Regions from separate parts of the Homo sapiens genome. Here region 2 is linked to region 1. A link is an interaction called in ENCODE POLR2A ChIA-PET data of the cell type or tissue named here. Cell type or tissue: MCF 10A. All regions are shown on one strand.

Region 1 (5,000 bases):
ATCCCCAAGCCAAACCTATTTACTTGCTCCTGTTTGATCCTGTTTCCAAATATGATCCTGTTTCCACACTTGCTCACACTGTACCTCCAGCCTGAAATGCTTTTTTCTTTTTTCTCTTATTTACGGCACCTTATGTGTCTATGCTGTGGCTCAGCTCAAACCCCACCTCCTCTTTGATGACATCTAGGCCTGGAGTGACCTTGCTCTCCTCTCATTTCCTGAAATACTCATGATCTATGTCATTCTTGTGGCTCATTCCAAATGTCTTGCCTGGAGACCTCACCTTTTCACTGGTGTCTGTCTTGCCTTCCCAACTTGATTTTAAGCCTCATGAGAAGGGGGCCATGAATTCCCACAGCCTAATACAGTGCTGAGTGCCTGGTAGGCATTTGATTTAATCTGTTTTCTTTGGAGGAAACCCAGTAACATATGGGAGGGAGTTTGTTTGTATACACATTCTTTTAAAATATACATTGATCATCTTTCCTGTTGTGTTAGCTTTATTTCCTGGGGAAGGGTAAATACCCATCCATCATTCTACACAAGTCACTGGGTGACGTCTGTAGCTCCACCAACCTGGTCAGGCTTATTGGACCCATTTGCCTGGCGGGAGTTTCCATCAAGCCTTTCTGGGCCTCCTCACCAATTATCTCTTCAGATTTGGGATGTTTTTGATGAGTGTTTTGACAAGAACACTGTTTCCCCAAAGCCGAGCCAACCAAACCGCTACATGGTGAATTGGAGGTGAAGGAACACTCGTCTATAAATAGTTCCCCATGGGATGGCCTGGTTTTGCCTGTCCTGTGTGTTCACCCAGCAGCCTGCATGCCGCTGGCCAGCTTTTAGCGATGTTGTGGCAACCAGGGAGTGGACCAAGCTGCAGCTTCATGCTGCTGAGGAGGCCGCAGCCGACCGAAGTCTCGCTCTCCTCAGGATCTGTATGGGGTACCCATTCAGAAGCCACCTGTGTGGCCTCGTTGTTTTTTTCAAGGTTTGAATAACAAAGGCAGCTTTTTGTTGTTTGTTTTGTGACTGCTAACATTTACACAGTGCTTCCTAGATGCCAAGGGACTCTATATCTTCTACCGAATTCAGTCCTCTCCATGACACAATGGGGCAGGCCTACTATTCCCATTTTACAGATGAGGGAATCGAGGCCCAGAGAAATGGGATGATTGTTGTTCAAGGTCACACAGGGGCAGAGCAGGGATTTGAACCTGGAATGACTTCAGAGACTGCACTAAGATCCCCTATGCTGCACTGACTTTGCAACCTCTGCCGCACACATTGGTACTACTCTCTGAGGATTCCGGGGGCACATGGGAGACATGCAGATAGGGTTCCATGCCGTGGCTGGGGACACATGCTCCTGGGGTGAGTCAGCCTTCCTAGAGGCTCAGGAAAGAGTCCCAGCTTGAGAATAAGGCGGACCATCTGACTGAGGAAATACCTCACTGGCGTGGTAACTTCTTGGGAATTAACACCCACCCCCCAAGCCCCCAATAAGAGAGAAGTTCTCTCACTCAGGAGAAGGGTGTGAGGGATGAACTTGAGCTGACTTGCCCCACCAGGCTCCCTAGGGCAGCTCAGTAATGCCCAAGCCTCTCCCCTGTATCCTGTGTACAGATTCTTGGATGTAGCCCCTGAATTTACCCAGAATCCTGAAGACCCAGGATCGTGTGGATGATTTGGAAACTACCGATAATCCTCAAATCCCTTTATTCAGAAGCTTTCAGCTTCTCCCTTGCCAAGGCTTGTCACCAGAACTGTTAGAAAGGATGAACACTGATAGACACAAGCTTGGCTCCTTAAGCCACAGCGTGGGGGAACTAATGAGCGGCAAAAAACAAAACTCAACCCAACGCAGACAGTAGGAGGAGGAGAAGAAAGAGGGCTTGGATCAGCCACAGCCTGACTCATCAGTTTCTGAGTGATCATGAGTTGACGGCATTTTGACATGTGCCAGGCACTGTTGTGTATACCTTGTTGAATGAGAGTCAGGAAACAGCAATTGGGGCCCAACTGCTGTTTTTTACCACCACCAGTAAAAACCTGACTTCTTAAATCTCTGCAAATCCTGTGAGTTTTAATATAATTTGGTGCAATTTTAAGCCTCATGTTATTTAAATAATTTTTCCTTATTGTAAAGGTAATATATGCTCATGTAAAAAGTTGCAGAGTCGTCGGGGGTGAGAGGACAACAAAGAAAAAATTACCCCTAATCATGTCATGCAGAAGCAACTGCTGTCAGCATTTTGGATTCTCTATTTATGTAGTTGAGGTCAGGTTTTGCATCCTTTTCTTCAGTTAGTGAGGGAAAATGCTTACATTAAAATGTTATTGCAAACCCTTTGTAAAAAGTATTTTTAAATAACTATATCATATTCTATTATTTGGGTACATTATTTTGAACTTAAGCTAAGATACTGGATCACTTTTAAAGTATCTTTAAAGACATGCATTTTCCAAGGAAGACGGCATTACCTCCAAAGGTAAGATTTCACTGATAATCTGTGAAGAAACTAAAGGCTACAGTATGCCAGTACCTTTACTGTCCTCCTTCTCTTGCCTATAGACCTAAGTCCCTTTATAAGATTTTGGGGAAATAGAAGGAATTTAGAGCTCAAAGGGTCCTTTGAGAGCATCTAATCTGCTCTTTTATTTTATCGGTGTACCGTCCCATGGTCGTGAGGTGAGTTATGTCTAGTCACCCCCGCAGTTATTTCCCCATCCTGCTTCTTTTCGGAACATGATTGCATGCCGGGTTTTTTTCAGTCGTCAGCATCTCCACTGAGATCAGCTGAAAAGTATGGTCACACTGAACTCAGCTTTGGGGAATTCACACTGCACGTGTTGCACAATGTATGCATTTCTGTAAACACACACCGAGTCTTTCTCCAGATTATAGTACAGCCTATCATGTGGTTTGGATTCCTTTGAGCTGACTCTGTTGCCCATAGAAAATTGTCCTTATTTCAAAGGCAGAATTGCATATTTTGAGCTTTTCCAGGTGGTAAAGTAAGTAATAACAGAATATGCATGAAATTTGAAATTTGTAACTTTATGCATGCCCATTAACCTTCGTGTAAGCATAAAAGATAAGAAGGCAATGGGCAAGGAAGAATAATCGCTAACATTTCTGAGCTCTTCCTGTGTGCTGGGCATTAGAACCAGCATCTGCACGGGTTAACTGGTTTAATCCTTACCAGTCAATACTCTCACCATCCCCACTTTATAAATGAAAAAACCTGAGGCCTCGAGAGGTTAGGTATCTTTTTCAAGGTGCTCTGAACCAAAATAATCTGTCCCAGAGCCCGAGCTTCTATCCCCCAACTAAACTGCATTAACTCTTACAGAGCTTAGTAGAGTTTGAGAGCTGGTTTTTGTTATATTTCTTTCTAATACTGGGGTATAAGGGTTGATACCAAGATGCAGATGTTTGAGGTTTCATAAGAAGGGGCCGAGAACCCTGTGGTTTAGTTTGTTCCTATTTGGGGATGGCTTCCTGGCAACCCAGCTGAGTGCAGAGCCCGCTCCTCTCTGAGCTGCGCGTAGTCCACGGGGGTCTCTGAATCTCCTTTGGGGCCCCAGCTTTACCCCAGTGGGCTCCTTTGTAGGAAAGGTAGGAATTCTGTATTCAAGTTGCTGTTTTGAATGGTGTCAGCAGTAAAGACTAGTGTCTCCCCGACCTCCCAGGGACTGCAGTAGGGTTCAGGATACAGGAAGCTATATCACATAGCTCTATCCTGTCCCCATATCCAGTCTTGAGGTATTTCCTATGTGCTTGGGCTCAGACTGGTTACCTATGTGGCCCTCTACTCCCACTTAATGGCTTTCTTTTGTTTATTTTTTTTTCTTTTTTGAGCCAAGGTCTGGCTCTGTTGCCCAGGCTGGAGTGCAGTGGTGCAGTCTCGGCTCACTACAACCTCTGTCTCCCAGGCTTAAGCGATCCTCCCACCTCAGCCTCTTGAGTAGCTGGGACTACAGACCTGTGCCCCCACACCTGGCTAATTTTTTTGTATGGACAGGGTTTTGCCATGTTGCCCAGGCTGGTCTCAAACTCCTAGGCTCAAGAGATCCTCCCACCTCGGCCTTCCAAAGAGCTGGGATTACAGGCATGAGCCACTGCACACGGCGCCACTCAGGGATTTCGTTTATTCAAATCACAGCAAAATTAAACCGGTTCCAAAAAGTTCTGTCTGAATTCAAACAGAAGCAAAAACTCTGTACTGCCTAAAGAGTCTGCCTTGACTCTGGTTATTGAAGTTTTTGAATGAATGTCAGAGAAAAAAATCTTTTGTAAAGGCAAGCTGTACTATATACCCAGAAGATGTTCAAATAAGGAATAGGAGAACTTGGGGAACCTAGAACAGGACCTGGGACCGGAAGTGGTGGTGGTGGTGGGGATGACTGAGCTAACAGACCAAAAAGTTAAAACAGGAGGAAGTGTCAAAACTTGGAAGTGGGTTCATTGGTTGGCTGTTTAGGATGTCATGTGAAGCCTGCTTCAAGTTCTCCCCACCTCATTAATTGCAATTTATGAGTTTGCAGGGACTCCCCAGTTTGAAACTTTTAGTCCCATATAATCCACAAATCTAGAACCTGTGGTTCAGACTGTATGCTTCTCTTACTACCTACACTGCAATAAGTAGATTGGAAACAAAAGAGAAATTTGCCTTGATCTTTATATTTCATCTTTGTTACTCCTAACTACTGAGGCACATTAAATACTTACCTTGCTTTCTCCTGTGTGTGCATGTGTGTGTGTGTGCACGCATGCACAGGCATGCACGTGTGTGTATATGTATGCAGGCATGCACGTGCATATGTGTGTGTGAGCTTGTGTGTGTGTATGTGTGGTTTAAGTCTCCTTCCCAGCATTTCTCAGAAACTGCTTATGGAAAAAAATAATAATAAATGAAAGGGTTGGCTTGTTTGCCCTTCAACTGGTTAGCCCCACAGAGTGAGGCATAGGAAATTAAATTTGGCATAAAATATTA
Region 2 (5,000 bases), 240 kb after region 1:
ATAACAAAAAAAAATCTTTGTCCTATGCAAACCGACCATTAAATTATTCAGCCTTGCTTGAATTATACCATCTCTGATAAATTAGTGTGATATCTACGTATTACTTAAGACAATCTTTAAACTATAATTGCAGTTGTTTTGGTTTCCTCTGAAATTATATTTTAATACAGAGGGAAAAGTCCCTCAAGAACACTATACTCCTTACTCTTAGATTTAACACGCACTGGGATTCAATCTTTGTAAATACAGAATGCGCTATCTGTAGCAGCTACCACAAAATTATCCTGCCAAAAGTACACATTTGCCAAGGAATTAATGAATTGCATCATAAAACTGGCATTCAATTTTTACTCTACTGTGGGTAAAATGCTATCAAATAGAATCTCATGCTCCAAAGAAATCTTTCATGAAAGGAAGAGTCAACTGATGTGGCAAACTTCACTGTTGTCTCATTTTAAGAAACTGCTACAGCCATCCCAACCTTCAGCAACCATCTAAATAGTTAGCAGCCATCAGCAGAAAGGCCAGACCCTTCACCTGCTAATAGATGATTACTCACTGAAGGCTCAGGTGATCAATAGCATTTTTTAGCAACAAAGTACTTTCCAATTAAGGTATCTACATTTTAAAGACATAATTATATTGTAAACTTAACAGACTACAGTATACTGTAAACATAACTTTTCCATGCACTGAGAAACCAGAAAATTCTTGTGACTTGTTTTATTGCAGTAGCAATCCAAATAAGTTAAAATAAGGAAACACTAATTCCTAAATGTAAGTTTAGATTTACTCTTGACTTCTAAAGCTTTACAGGAAGAAAAAATATTTGGGGGTTAATAAATATGTTTGGTTCCACATTAAAAATTATTCTGTGGAAAAAATACATTTTTAAAGATTATAAAATGTGTCTTTATAAAATGTTGATATGTGACAGCTCAAAATTGCTTACTTCCTAGGTTTTCACTAAAAGTTAAGATTACTAAGATTTAACTAAAAATTAAGATTGCTAAGAGTTAAAATTCTAGTTAATACATAGAATTCTGTATGCAAAGGGTACAAGAAAAAAACAAAATTTGTTTTTGGTGAAAAAAGTGTTTTAAATGGCATAAAAATGTGTTTTTATTTAAAAAGTAATTTGTCTAATTCAGAAGTTATTGAAAGATTATTTCAAAATATGAATTTGGAAAAACATGAAAACAAGGCAGAAAGGAACAAGTGAAAAACAGACACAAAAAACTATGAGAATGTATTTTTGGTAAGAAAAGAGAATGACAGTAATTTTTGTATAAAAAAACTTATGTGGTTGAAATGATAGAAAAAAAGGGAAGTAAATTTTTGTCCTAAGGTAAAATGATTGTTTCAGTATAAACAAGAGAAATATAAGACAAAACTAAAGGACTGAGCAAGCTGTAGAAGGTCTGGGCAAATTATGAAAGGTTTGTGAGAGATGAATCTTATGAAAGAAATTTTATTTGTGAACAAATTGGCTAAAATGAAAAGTAAATTGTTTATAGGTTTGTCTTAAAATTGAGTCCTCATATCAAAAGTACACTGATACAACACTAAAATTTGATCTTCTCTTTTAAAACAAGATTTTCTTATTGATTGCTCTCAATGAAAAAATAATAAAAGTAGATTTTAAAAGGCAAAAAACCCCCACTATTTAAAATGGAGAGAGAAATTAATAATGATAAAGGTTAAATACACCAGAAAGATGTGACAATTTTAAATTTACATGCACTTACTATGGCCACTAAATAGTAAGGCAGAAGTTGTCAAAACTATAAGGAGAAATAGACAAATTCACAATGATAGGAGGAGAATTTCACCACTATTCTTGGTAACTAATGGGACAAGAAGATTTAAAAAAATAATCAGTAAGAACACAGATAATTTAAACAACACAATTAACCATGCTGACCTAACTGACATATGGAAGACTATACCCTGTAACTACAGAATACACACTCCTCACAAGTATACACATAACATTTATAAATGTTGACCACATGCCAGGTATTTAAAAAAAATTTCAAACATTTTAAAAGACCAAGATCATACAAGATACCTTCTCTGACCACAATGCTATTAAACTAAACTCAATACAAAAAATAATCAGAAAAGCCACATATGCTTACAAAGTAAGAAATACATTTCTAAATAACTTATGAATCAAAGAAAAGGTCAAAATAGAAATTAGAAAATATGTAGTACTAAATGAAAATTGATACTCCATTTTAAAACTTATGGAATAAAGGTTTCTACTTTGAGGAAGATGGAACAGATATACATTTTCCTTTTATACTCATTAATATAACTAAGAGTCCTGGATTTAGGTATATGACAAACGTAAGACTCTGAATAATGGAGACTAGAAGGCTGACTAGCTATGGACCTGAGAATGTAAGGACAAATACAGTGGTGAGTTTATTTCCCTGGGTTTTCTTTTTCATATATCTCAGACACAGAGCTGAAGAAACTGGCAACCAGGAAACACCAATTAATTCAGACAAATAAGTCTTGAACAAAAAAGCCTACTCTCTAGCCAAAGGAACAAAAAAGAGGGAGCCTAGCAAGATAATATGTAGACAATTACAATCTACTCTATCCAAATACCATACACACACACACACACACACACAAAAAAAAAAAAACTGTAGTTCCACCCCCATCCACACAAGCAAAGATTAGGTGGAAGCCAAGCTAGGCTGTAATAAAATACCCTAATACTGGGCCAAGATGGTGCACAAGAAGGCTCACCAGAAAACAGAAACTTCCATTGCTTCCTGAACCGTAATAAAGCTCAATGATCCTGCAATGTCAGAGGAGACCACATGGAAAACCTAAACTTTCACCCCCCACCAAGAGTAACAAAGAGGACCTCCCTCACCCCACTGAAATGCTGGCACAGAAGGCCTAGTGGAGACTTATGACAGGCAGAACCACCAACAGTAATGAGGCTACCCTCTCCAGGGTATCAGGGAAGATCACATGGGGAGCCAGAACTACAGCTACCTGGCAATAACAAAGACCCCTCCCGCAACCCCCCTCCCAAAAAAAACTAAGGTGTCAACAGAGGCCATCTTAGAAACCTCGACTTGCTAGGCACTATGGCTTGTGACTGCAAATCCCAGCCACTCAGAAAGTGAGGTGGGAGGATTGGTTGAGACCAGGAGTTCGAGACCAGCCTGGGCAACACAGTGAGACCTTGTCTCAAAAACAAACAAAAAAAAGTCATTAGCTAGGCATGGTGGCATGTGCCTATATGCCCAGGTACTTGGGAGGCTAAGGTAGGAGGATTGCTTAAGCCCAGTTCAAGGCTGCAGTGAGCTATGATTATGCCACCACACTCTAGCCCAGGCAACAAAGCAAGATTCCCACCTCTTAAAAAAAAACAAAAACACAAACAAAAAAACCTTGTACTTCCATCTCCACCTGGCAAAAACAAGGTAGTATGCCCTCTTTCCTCTACCAGAAAAGTGTCAGAAAAAGCCAGCTAAAACAAAAAGTTTAGATAGAATCCACAATATTATAATATCCCAAATGTCCAAGTTTCGATAGAGAACCACTGGTCGGCCAGGCACAGTGGCTTACACCTGTAATCCCAGCACTTTGGGAGGCCGAGGCAGGTGGATCACCTGAGGTCAGGAGTTCGAGACCAGCCTGGCCAACATGGCAAAACCCCATCTCTACTAAAAATACAAAAATTAGCAGGGTGTGGTGGTGCACGTCTGTCATCTCAGCTACTCAGGAGGCTGAGGCAGGAGAACGCTTGAACCCAGGAGGCAGGGGTTGCAGTGAGCTGTGATCACACCACAGCACTCCCGCCTGGGCAACAGAGGAAGACTCCATCTCAAAAATACATACATACATACATACATACATACATTAAAAAAAGAAATCCACTGATCATATCAAGAATGAAGATTTCAAACTGAATGAAAAAAGATAACAAGCCAACACTATGATGACAGGAATGTTATGGTTATCTGACAAAGACTTTAAAGCACTGATGATAAAAATGCTTAAACAAACAATGACAAACAAGCTTGAAATAAATGAAAAGAGGGTCACAGCAAAGAAATACAAGTCTCAGAAAAGAAGGTAAAAAGAAGAACCAAGTGGAAATTTTAAAACTGAAAAATACGGCTAAGCCTGGTGGCTCATGCCTGTAATCCTAGCACTTTGGGAGGCTGAGGCAGGTGGGTTACTTGAGGCCAGGAGTTCGAGATCAGCCTGGCCAACATGGTGAAACCCTGTCTCTACTAAAAACACAAAAATTAGCCAGGTGATGTGGCATGCGCCTGTAGTCCAGCTACTCAGGAGGCTGAGGCAGGAGAACTGCTTGAATCTGGGAGGCAGAGGCTGCAGTGAGCCAAGATTGTGTCACTGCACTCCAGCCTGGGTGACAGACTGAGACTCTGTCTTTAAAAAGAAAAGAAAAAAATACAATGACCAAAATAAAAATATTAGATGAGCTCATCAGCAGAAATAGAGAGGAAGAGGAAAAGAATTAATGCACTGGGAAGATACAACTACAGAAATTACTCGGCTGAACAATAGACAGAAAATAGACATACAAAATAAATAAGCAGCTCAGGGACTGTCAGAACTAACAAAAAATACCTACCATTCCTGTGCTTGGTGTATGATTCCATTTATATGAAATATCCAGAATAGATAAATACATAGAAGGTAGGCTGATGATTTCCAGGGACTAAGGGAATGGGGAAATGGGAGTTGACTGCTTAATGGTTACAAGGTTTTCTTTGATGTGGTAAAATGTTTTGGAACTAGATAATGGTAGTTGTTACGCAATGCTGTGAATGTAATAAATGCCACTAAATTATATACTTTAAAATAGTTAATGTTATGCTATATTAATTTCACCTCAATAAAAAAAGAGAAAAATAAACCTAGCAAACTAGAAACTTAAAAGTGCATCAATCTCATCAAAGGTGTATATAAAAAGAGTATTTTAAAACACCACACCTGAC

Evidence for each region. Peaks named below come from ENCODE experiments on the same cell type or tissue, not always from the same donor. Only the 100,000 strongest peaks of a DNase experiment are listed, where the experiment ranks them.
Region 2: POLR2A ChIA-PET joins it to region 1 with 7 read pairs; 4 of 35 experiments call an interaction of 5 or more read pairs at or near these places.

Annotation. Positions count from the first base shown.
Region 1 is chr12:94,170,341-94,175,340 of GRCh38, forward strand. The region is part of intron 2 of PLXNC1 (plexin C1); the gene reads left to right. All of the region lies in intron 1 of PLXNC1-AS1 (PLXNC1 antisense RNA 1), which reads right to left. Among named protein-coding and RNA genes, the nearest start is that of PLXNC1-AS1, 3.6 kb to the right of the region's middle. RefSeq lists an enhancer at 871-1,380. In MCF 10A, no CTCF peak of the experiment used is centred here; DNase peaks (open chromatin) are centred at 1,921 and 2,821.
Region 2 is chr12:94,413,930-94,418,929 of GRCh38, forward strand. The region is part of intron 2 of CEP83 (centrosomal protein 83); the gene reads right to left. Among named protein-coding and RNA genes, the nearest start is that of CEP83, 43 kb to the right of the region's middle. In MCF 10A, no CTCF peak of the experiment used is centred here; no DNase peak of the experiment used is centred here.